Linked DNA regions of Homo sapiens: region 2 is linked to region 1. A link is a contact called in ENCODE Hi-C data. All regions are on one chromosome and are shown on one strand. The core of a region is the stretch at or near the end of the contact, and the rest is flanking DNA. Distances in the headings are between cores, read along the strand shown.

What was found. A loop is a pair of places that touch in the nucleus more often than their neighbours do. Pooled maps may share reads with other maps.
Region 2: a map of ascending aorta shows a loop between it and region 1 (4-fold over the local background). The contact joins the promoter of SRXN1 here to the promoter of FKBP1A-SDCBP2 in region 1. A Hi-C loop is called at or near these places in 1 of 168 maps with a recorded cell type or tissue (ascending aorta) and 6 of 50 pooled maps.

The regions. Positions count from the first base shown.
Region 1 is chr20:1,390,950-1,396,596 of GRCh38, reverse strand. It overlaps FKBP1A-SDCBP2 (FKBP1A-SDCBP2 readthrough (NMD candidate)), which reads left to right and starts at 3,425. Exons shown (of 10, transcript NR_037661.1): 1 at 3,425-3,635; 2 at 3,716-3,763. It overlaps FKBP1A (FKBP prolyl isomerase 1A), which reads left to right and starts at 3,543. Exons shown (of 5, transcript NM_000801.5): 1 at 3,543-3,635; 2 at 3,716-3,763. The coding sequence starts at 3,599. It overlaps MIR6869 (microRNA 6869), which reads left to right and starts at 3,636; the gene lies at 3,636-3,697. RefSeq lists silencers at 3,487-3,536, 3,737-3,836, 3,847-3,916 and enhancers at 3,651-4,151, 4,943-5,456.
Region 2 is chr20:649,547-654,904 of GRCh38, reverse strand. It overlaps SRXN1 (sulfiredoxin 1), which reads left to right and starts at 1,705. Exons shown (of 2, transcript NM_080725.3): 1 at 1,705-1,929. The coding sequence starts at 1,720. It overlaps LOC107985423 (a long non-coding RNA gene), which reads right to left and starts at 1,952. Exons shown (of 2, transcript XR_001754452.2): 1 at 1,431-1,952; 2 at 1-1,116. RefSeq lists a silencer at 1,268-1,827.

The DNA of each region.
Region 1 (5,647 bases), core at 2,176-4,675:
GAAGAAAATATCTGAAGAAATAATGGCTGAAAACTTCCCAAATGTGGTGAAAGGCATACACCTATAGACTCAGGAAGCTGAGTAAACCACAAACAGGATAAACCAAAGGAAATCCAACCCCCATTTTTCAGGTTTTAGAACTTCAGGGAGGGAGTCACTTCCCCTTGTCATGAGGGATGCTTATGACTTCAGACTGAAATGATTCCCTGTCTCCTGTTACACAAAGAGAGTGAAAATAAATTTAATCAGTTCAGAATGATATTAAATGAAAGTCAGAATCTCCTGCTCTTTCTCCCAGTTCCATCTCTTAGAGTCACTCACTCTTTCTGTTTTTTGTTCTGGTTTGCTAAGGGTGATCCCAAAGAACTTAACTACTTAACAGAGTTGTTAATAACTAGGCTATATATAAACAGAATCTAAATTAATTTAGAAAGGAACTCTCCCAGTTACTTCAAAAAATCAGATAAATGCTTAATAAGTGCCCCTTGTCCCCAGGTCCAATTCATCTTAGGTCTGGTGGCAGAACTGATAGCTACATGCTTTCCTGTGTTTTCCCAAAGCACTGAGGAAGAAGTGGTGCAAATGTGAGGTTCTTGGGGAACCCCCATCTATATAAACAAAGCTTATATCCATGGATTGAGATGGCCACTGTCTCAAAGGCAGGTCTATGTTTTGAACCGATACCCAATTCAGAGCCATGAGAGAGACCACAGGATGAATGTGAGGCAAGCCTTATTCTGCTAGGCTTCAGGGAAAACGGAATCCAGGAACTCTCTCGCCCCTGGTTGCTCTCATTCTCCATCATTTATTCTCGCTGCAGTCTGATTTTCTCTAGGTGGTGTGAAGCAGTGTCCTGGCGACTGCTGGGGCCCTCTTTTTAATTTCATCTTTCGATCTCCATTCTTCCATTCTATGAGCACAGAACCTCTGATTTTAGTTGGGTGTGTGTACACCCAGAATGAAGACTTTATTCCCTAGCCTCCCATGCAGCTAAATTTGACCATATAACTAAGTTATAGTCAATGTGAAGTATAACGGGAAGAGATGTGTGCAATTCTAAGTCGTACCCTTAAAGGAAAAGGGAATGTACCCCCCATTCCTCCTTTCCCCCTTCCCACTAGCTGAGATGAAAATATGTTGGAGAGCCAACTTGGACCATGCATATGAGGGTAGGATTCTAAGGATGGGGAGCCACAAGTAGAAGAAGGATGAGTCCCTGGGCAGCCTGTGAAGTCCTACCTGCACTGAACCACCTGCCTCTGAACTGTTACATGAGAGAGACAGCAACTTCAGCCTCTTTTCAGCCACAGTTAATTTGGTTCTGTTACAGCCTGTATTCTTACTACATTAAAATTTCCAAAGCAGTCACGAGCTCACTGAGATTTTAGGAAAGGGGACATAGATGAGGGTTGGGGTGTCAAAAAACTGTGAGGTCATGTTTAAAACACTACAGGAGCTGGTATGGTTTAGTTCTGTGTCCCCACCCAAATCTTATCTTGAATTGTAATCCCTATAATCCTGAGGTCAAGGGAGGGACCCGGTGGGAGGTGATTGGATGGTGGGGGTGGTTTCCCCCATGCTGTTCTCATGGTAGTGAGTGCATTCTCATGAGAAATGATGGTTTTATAGGTGTTTGACAGTTCCTCTTCACATACTCTCTCTCATGCCTGCTGCTGTGTAAGATATGCCTGCTTCCCCTTCTGCCATGATTGTAAGTTTCCTGAGGATTCCCAGCCATGCAGAACTGTGAGTCAATTAAACCTCTTTCCTCCATAAATTACCCAGTCTCAGGAATTTTTTTTTTTTTTTTTTTTTTTTGAGACTGGTTCTCACTCTGTCACCCAGGCTGGAATGCAGAGGTGCAATCTTGGCTCACTACAACCTCCGCCTCCTGGTTTAAGCAATTCTTATGCCTCAGCCTCTCAAGTGGCTGGGATTACAAGCCTGTGCCACCATGCCTGGCTAATTTTTTTGTATTTTTAGTAGAAACTGGGTTTCACCATGTTGGCCAGGCTGGTCTTGAACGCCTGGCCTCAAGTGATCTGCCCGCCTCAGCTTCCCAAAGTGCTGGGATTACAGGCATGAGCCACCGTGCCCAGCCTCAGGTATTCTTTATAGCAGTGTGAGAATCGACTAATGCAGAAGCACACACACACACAGATCAGAGAAAGATTAGTCACATGTGCCTCCTTATGTCCTAGACCATGTCACAGTGTTCTCTTGCGTTACAGTGCCTCTGCAGGTACTGCTCCTTCTGCCTCCCCTTACCCCAACACATACACACAATTGGCCTTCTAACCTTGGCTAAACCTGGCTAAACCTGGCTAACTCAGGGAAATATCTGACCACATTCCAGACTAAGTGAGGCATCTCTGTTATATTAACACGCCCCTCACAGCATGTATTACTGTCTCATAATATTACAGATTTGAAACTTTACATTTATTCCGTATCTTTTTTTACTTAAACAGGTTATTTGATTATCTCTCCCACATCATACGTAGATTCTGTGAGGTCAGGGACTAAGTCTGACTCCTTCACCGCTGTATCCTCAGCACCTAGCACAGTACATGACATACAGAAGGTGCTTGTCAAAGTCAAAATAAAATATGGAGATGAATCTCTAAATGTAATGTTTTATTTGGGGAAGCGAGAATCGCAACTCGGAGCATACACACAGATCTGGTGGTCTTTGGTATGTCCGAAAAACAAAGAGAAGGCTGGGCGTTTTATTAGAAAGGGAAATGCATTGGCACTAGTAAAGTTTCAGGGAGCTGGCAAGCTCTGATTGGTGACTGACAGTGGTAAGTAAAACTAGTATTAGGTTATGGCGGGTTGTTTCAGCAGTTACTAGCTGAATCTGGTCTCAGGGGGACAGCAGGCCATTTCCGCAGCAGTTAGTGGAAATATTGGTTCTTGGAGCAGGCGCTGCGTGCCTCCAGTGCTTTTCCCCTGGCCCCTGGATTCTGATTCCGTTGGGCATAAGAAGAGTGACCCAATTCGTATTATCAACTTTCACATGCTCAATAAGAATGTATGCATGTAAGCTATGGGTGAGTGAATGAATTTGGACAACTCCTCCTCCAGTGAAGAAAAGCAGAACTTACAACCTTGAGCCACTTATAAAATACTAACATACTACCACCACCTGTGCGCTGTCTTCTCAGAACCATGCTCTTCCCAGGATGAGTAACTGTGTGCTTCTAAGTGGAAACCTGATGACAGTCACCCAGTCAGTGACTGGCGGACCCCCTATTATTACTCCCATTCTTTGGGCAGGGAGATGCTTAACCGGCTGGAAGCACAGAGGAAGGGCAGGAGAACGAAGCAAGTCACCCGGCAAACACAGCTGTATCCGGAGGCCTCCGGGCTTCCGGAGGTCTCGGGGCTTCTGGGCTTCCGGTCCCTCTTCCGGAGGCCTGGGTTTCCGGGACGTCGCGCGCCGTGTGGGGCGCGCACGCAGGGCTGGGCGTGAGGGGGCGTGCGCGTGCGCAGGCGACGCGCCGAGGTACTAGGCAGAGCCGTGGAACCGCCGCCAGGTCGCTGTTGGTCCACGCCGCCCGTCGCGCCGCCCGCCCGCTCAGCGTCCGCCGCCGCCATGGGAGTGCAGGTGGAAACCATCTCCCCAGGAGACGGTGAGTAGTGGCGCGCGGCGGCTCGGAGTACCTCTGCCGCCGCGCGCATCGGCTCAGCATGCCCGTCTCTGTCTCCTCAGGGCGCACCTTCCCCAAGCGCGGCCAGACCTGCGTGGTGCACTACACCGGTGAGTCGGGGGCCCAGCGGGGAGGGGGCCCGGGCCGCAGTCCGCAGCCCGGGTGCGGCTGGCCGTCGAGGCCTGGGGGCCCGGGGCCTGGGGTCCGGGGCGTGGCGGCGGCGAGGTCCGCATGGCCCGAGGCTGAGGCCTGGGCGGTGGCTCAGGGGCAGCCTGGGGCTTGCGGAACCCGGGCGGGTCTGAATCGGCGGCTGTGAGCGTCGGCTGCGGGCTAGGTGTTATCTGACCCGTCAGAAGCATTTCTGCACCTTAGATGCTGCCCTTATGCCCGCTGCACAGATGAGGAAACTGAGGCTTGGCGAGGCGAAGTCACTTTCCCAAGGTCTCACTTTCCCAAGGTCACACTTTCAGGAATGGGCAGAGCTCTGGCCAGGGACCATTAGGAAGGATTTGTACCATTTCTGTGCCCCTGCCCCCACTTCCATCCCTCCCTTCACTGGAGATGAGGACGAGGTAATTCCGAGTCTGCAGAGCTGCTGCTTCCTCCGGGGAACTCGGAATTCGCCCCTTTGCCTAGGGTGGGGAAACATCCCACTTCCTAAGTCATTGCTTTGGCCCTTCCTGGCCTTGGGGGAAGTAGAGCTGCACGGCCTTCTTCCGTCTTTTTACTTTTGAGCCACTTACAAATCCAAGGCTCAGTGACAGCGCTGGCTCAGGCTGACCGAAAGCTGCACGTGTAATTTAGTCCCCCAGCTCTTCTAGAAGTAGAGACTTTTCTCGTCCTCATTTTAAAGATAAGCATCTGGAGGCTAATACATAGTGATAATACAAGCCAAAGGAAATTTTAGACACCTCCCCCTCCCCAGCCAGAATTCAGACATCAGAGTCGTGTGCCTTGGGGCTGTCTTACTCCTTCTCCTTACAAGCTTGTCCTGGTTTGTATGGGGGCGGGGGAGGGGGAGAGCTGAGTTGGCGGAGACTCAGTGGCTGTGGGTCCCACAAGGGTGGCAGTGATTGGTGTAGCCACAGTTGTTGATACGAATAACCTTCCCTCCCCCTCCTCCTTCCCCTTTCTCAACCTTCCCACCCTTTCCTCTGTTCCCCCTCCTCCTCCCTCTTTTTTTCCCACTCCCTCTCCTCCTCTTCCTCCTCCTGGGTAGTAGGCTGTGGGCAGTTCTGGCCAAGTTGCTCACGAATAAGCTCCACCTTTCTCTTCCAAATCATGGAAACATGGAGGGATCCCTCTATTGAGGGAAATGACTTTCACTGGAAAGAGGAAAAGGCAACTAACATCCCCCCTCCCATGCCCTTTTATTTCTGTGGCCCTTCCCCGTGGGTAGAAATGGGGGCAGGAGGTAGAAGTTAAGGACTAGAACTTTAAAAATTCTGCCAAAGGAGGAGTTACTGAAACCCATCTTTCTGGGGAGCAGGCAGTCTCATGTCCGTGAAGGAAGCTGGAAAGTGCTTTTGATGTTTTAGATAGCTGTCCTTGTAGGCCACAGTCAGCACCTGAGCCTGGGAGGTCTGGTAGATGAAAGCGCATCCTTTTGGTGATTTGTCATCGGAAGGATGAGGAGAGTAACCATTTACAGTGCTGGGGTGAGTGGGCAGTTCATTCAGTTCCGCAGCCAACTGGGGCAAAGATTGGGACTCAAGCCGTGAGGAGCTGCCTTCTGCCGCACCCCCTCCCCACCCTAGCTTGTACATAGCCACACTAGGGTGCTTGGCAGCATGTGTCCCACTCCCACGTCTGCCCCTCATGCTCGCCCATGTTCTGGTGCTGCCAACAGGACTGGACCCCAGCATGTAGGCAGTGCCGCACTTCACCATGTCTCTTTGTGAAATATCCCCACACAGCATGTCTGGAGCCTTTTCCTATGAGAACAGATGGTCATGAGACCCAGAACACCATCAGGGTTTCCAGTGCCTCTTGAA
Region 2 (5,358 bases), core at 456-2,955, 740 kb after region 1:
CGGGCCCAGCCAGAACTGGAGTCTTTGGTCACATTGTTCAACTGCCTCTTTACCAACCTTGGACATACCTACCTCCAAACATTTTATTATGTGAGAAAACAAACCTTCTTATTGCTTAAGCCATTTTGAATTGGGCCATAGATATCTTAACACAGAGAATTTGATACCAGGAAATGAGGCCTCCCTGGGTACACCATGATGATAGAATCAGGCCAGAGCTCCACTTTTCCACTCTAGAAACTGTTATCCTGCCATTCTTACTTCCTGTAATGAGGAAGATGTTTTAGAAGGGATAACTTCCCTCTTGATGAAATTCTCTAATTCTGAATAATTCTGGGGCTGAGGTGTGGGTGTCAGTTCTACTTCTTGAAATAAAGTATCATTTAGGTGCGCACGGGAATTATGTTTCGAAAGGGAAAGGCTGGAGTCTTGGTGTCAGTGTTCTAAGGTTTTGTGAGAGACTAAGAACCCAAAATAAATGATCTTCAACAGCAAAATGGATGTTATGCAATTCACAGAGCACTATGAGCACTCTCTCAATTCACACAACTTTGAGTGATGGGCAGCATGACTTCATTTTACAGACGGGGTTCAGAAAGTGTCAGCAACTGGTGGAAGGCAAAGTAGAAACTCCTGGCTCCCTCCTTCGTCTCCAGTTTTCTCCAGCTGGCAGGGTAAGTATGCATTTCTCCATGTTCGTGCCATTCAGGTTGAGAAGGAAGACAAGCAAACCAGACATGCTTGTCTTCGACCGAGTCTGGGATCGTCCACCTTCCTGCTTGGAGTTGGTGGTTAAGTGGCCCCACAGTTTGGACTCGTGTGACCTGACTTTCATTTCAGCTGACCTTGAACAGCGGGTCTATAACTGCACCTACTTCCAGTAGTGTTGTAATGACACAAACAGACAGTGTGGAACTTGAAGGCAGGGCCCACCCATTGTCAGCGCGACTCCTGAGGGCTCCGTGTGACAGTCACTGTTGCTGAACCAAGGCAGCCAACGGTGGGGTAGAAGGCGGACTCTGGAGCCAGACCGTCTGGATTTGAACGCGGATTCGGCCACTTACTAGTTCCGTGATCTTGGGTACATCACTTAAACCTGTGTCTCAGTCTCCTCTTCTGTAAAATGGGAATAACAGTCATACCTTCCTTGCAGGGTTGTTTTGAGGTTCAGATACGTTAATACACGTGCAAAATGTTCGGAACGACTCCAGACACAGCCGGCGCCAGACTGGAAGTGGAACCGCTGGTGGGGATCATAACCTCGCTGGCTAGGAACCCCAGCAGCGGGGCAGCAGCGCACCGCGGGCTTTGCCGACTCACCCTGGCTGGGCAGGTCCGCCGCGCTCTCCCCCGCCCCCGCCCCCGCGGCCTAAGTCGGCCCGGCCGGTGCGTCACCCGCGCCCCTCCCGCCCCGCGACCTGCAAACTCACCCTGAGTCAGCCCGCCCGGGCGTTTCCACTCCCCGGACGCCGCGCGGCGCAGGGGAGGCGAGAGGCGCCCCCCGGTGGAGAGCCTGAGCCCCGCGCGAGTCTGGCGGCACCTGGCGAGCGGAGCCGGAGTCGGGCTGGGGACCGCGGGGTCGAGGCCGGACCGCGGCGGGGTCGGGGGAGAAACGCGCGCTGCCCTGGCACGGGCCCCCCCCCCCGGCCGCGCGGAATGGTATGGCCCGGCCGGAGTTAAGGCCGGGGGGAGGCGGCGAGTCCCGCGGCGGCGGCGACGATGGGGCTGCGTGCAGGAGGAACGCTGGGCAGGGCCGGCGCGGGTCGGGGGGCGCCCGAGGGGCCCGGGCCGAGCGGCGGCGCGCAGGGCGGCAGCATCCACTCGGGCCGCATCGCCGCGGTGCACAACGTGCCGCTGAGCGTGCTCATCCGGCCGCTGCCGTCCGTGTTGGACCCCGCCAAGGTGCAGAGCCTCGTGGACACGATCCGGGTGAGGCCTCGGGGAGTCCAGCCAACCGGAGGGAGGGCTTCGGAGGAGGGAGGTTGCCGGAGGAGGGAGGTCGCTGCGATGGACGCGAGACGGACTGGTTCCGGGCCCAGCCGGAGCTCAGCCTCTGCTGTGTGACCTTGAGCAAGTAGCTGGGCCTCTCTGGGCCTCTGTTTCCTCACTTGAGCAAGGAGGGAATTGGGCGAGATAATTAAAGTAGTGATGATAACGCTTATAACGCTAGTGCTTGCAGTGGTCCAGGAACTGCAGGAAGTCCCTCAGTTTCCTATGCCAACCCTAGGAGGTAGATAGTGGCTCTTTTGCAGACGAGAACTGAGGCAGGGAAGATTTCAGCGGCTTGACTAAGATCAGGCGCTTAAAAAGTGACACGGCTGGAATTCACACCCAGGCAGCCTGGGCCCCACTGCCCAGCACATGGCCACCGCACTACCCGGAGATAAGCCGTGGGCTCTCATGGCTGTGACAGTCAGTGACAGTGGGACTAGGTGTGTCATATCTGCTGGGAGGCCCTTGTCTGAATGGGAAGTGGGAGAGGTCAAGGGTCAGCTCCACCACTGAGGAAGGGTGTTAAGAATACCGGAGTGATTCTGGCAGGAACTTGGGGGCCCCGCAAGAACAGGTGTCAGGTTAGGCCTACATAACGTTGTGTCCCCTTCCCCCGACCCTTGGAAGGTGAGCACATGAGATCCCTAAGCCCCACCCAGCACCTCTACAGCCACCCCCGATAACTTTCAGTCCTAGTATTTACACTAGTGTCCTCACTGCCTGGAGCCACTTCCCCAGACAACCACAGGGCCTGCTCCCCTGCCTGGTTCAGCTCTCTGCCTCCTTGATCACCCTTGGTCAGAGTCACTGGCCTCTCTAGCTCTCCCCTTAGCCCGAGATGTTTTTCAGGATACCACTTATGTCCACCAGAAATTATATTATACATCTATTTGTGTTGCATTTTATTTTCTGTCTTCCTGACCTCACGTGCACTCCACAAGGGCGAGGACCTCGTCCCATCTTATCTGTTGCCACAATAGTAGCACGGCGCCTGGCTGAGATGGGAAGGGATCTGCCATGCATGCCCTGTCCCACCACTGGGCTTTTTCTCCCGTTGAGAACCTCTTCTATCTCTGCCTTGTCGTTTCTCACTCTTTCTCGGTCTTCCTGTCTCAGTGTCAGGATCTTCCCTGACCATCCCTACCGGGTTAGGAGCTTCTGTGGGCCTGCAGCCACCTGTGTGCCCACCTGCATAGCTCTGATCTCACTGGCTTTTTTTTTTTTTTTTTAAGACGTTGTCTGGGTCTGTCACCCTGGCTGGAGTGCAGTGGCACGATCTTGGCTCACTGCAACCTCCGCCTCCCGGGTTCAAGCCATTCTCCTGCCTCAGCCTCCCAAGTAGCTGGGATTACAGGCGCCCACCACCACGCCTGGCTAATTTTTGTATTTTTAGTAGAGATGGGGTTTCACCCTGTTGGCCAGGCTGGTCTGAAACTCCAGACCTCAAGCGATCTGCCCACCTCGGCCTCCCAAAGTGCTGGGATTACAGCCCACTGGCTTTTAACGTCCTGTCTAGACACCTGCCTTCCGTGCTAGAACCGTAGGCTCTGAGGGCCAGAACCAGCTCTGCCTTTGCTTACATACACCTGTATTAGTTTTCTGGGGCCACTGTAAGTTACCACAAAGTTGATGGCTTAAAACAACACAGGTTTATTTATGGTCAGAAGTCCAAAATGGGTCTTACTGGGCTAACACCAAGCAGGGCTGCACTACTTTCTGTAGGCTCTAGGGGAGAATCCATTTCCTCGCCTTTCCCAGCTTCCAGACGCCACCCACACTGCTTGGCTTATGGCCTCTTCCTCTGTCTTCAAAGCCAGCAACATCAGGCCAAGGCCTTCTCACATCGCATCACTCTGACCTCTTCCTCTACTTCCTCTTCCAGTTTTAAGGACCCTGATAATGGCATTCGACCCATCTAGATAACCTTGGATAATTTCCGCATCTCAGGATCCTTACCTTAATTCTGTCTGCCAAGTCCCTTCTCCCATGTAAGGTAACACATTCAGAAGCATTCGGGCGTGGACATCTTTGGGAGCCATCATTCTGGCCATCCACCATCGTGCCTCCAGTACCCGGCACAAGGCCTGCCTGGCACGGCTGCCCTCCTTAGTGCTCCACTAATGCCCGGTAGGCATCAGCTCACTGACTCTTCATCAGCAGCCCTCTAGGATGTTTTATTCCCAGTTTACAGGTGAGGAATGGTGTTCAGAGGGCTGTGTGCCCCAGCTGCTGTGGAGAGGAGCTGAGATCCAAAGTCAGGTGTGCCAGGTTCCAGAGCTCAGGCTTGTGACTGCTGCACCTTACTGCTGAATAATCATTTGTGGAATCATGAGAGAGAACCCGTGGACCAGCAGCAGGAGGCCTTCCACGCCGCTCACACTTAATGGGGTCTCCCCAGAGTGCTCTACCCTGCACCCGTCCTGCCCCAGACTTTCCCTGTTTAGAGGATGACCTACTCTCCACCTGGCTGTGTGGGCCCCTAACAGGAAGTCAACTTAGATTCTCCCTTTTCTCTTGCCCTTGGATTCACCCCTTCTGCCAGACCCCTTGGGCCTGCCCCGTAAATGTGTCCCAAACCTGTCTACCTCTCCCTGTCCCCACCACACCATCATCCAGACCAGCATCTTCTGCTGAATACCTGCAGAGGCCTCCCCTCTGCCTTCCAGCCCTGTGCCCTGTCCACCCTGCCAAGTCTGTTCTCCTGTGACAACTTTCTAGAACATGCATCAGATCATGTCACCCTCCCCTGTTGCCAACACTCCAGGGCCCACCCACTGCTCTCAGAAGCAGACCTGCACCATCTGGCTCCTGCTGGCCTTTCTGACCATTCCTGGAGCCCTGGAGTCCACTCTAGTGAACTCCTTGCTGTGCCTCCTACACAGTGAACGTGCTCTGGTTTCAAGTCCTTTGCGTTTGCTGTTCCCTTTGCATGGAACGTTCTTCCCTCAGGTCATACACAGCATACATTACTGAGCACTTTCCGTGTGCCAAGCATGGTTTGAAGTGCTTTATATATATTAACCCATTTAACCCAAAAATTCTATGAGATGGATCTGTTATCTCCATCCAATTTGATAGATGGGGCAACTGAGGCACAAAAAGATGAATTGCCCAAGATCACATAGCTGTTAAGCAGCAGAGCTAGATTTGAACCCAGGCAGTTGAGCTCTTAATCGAAACTATTCCACTTCTCTCTTTTTTTTTTTTTTTTGAGATGGATTCTCGTTCCATCGCCGAGGCTGGAGTGCAATGGTGCGATCTCAGCTCACTGCAACCTCCGCCTCCTGGGTTCAAGTGATTCTCCTGCCTCAGCCTCCTGAGTAACTGTGATTACAGGCATACACCACCATGCCCAGCTAATTTTTG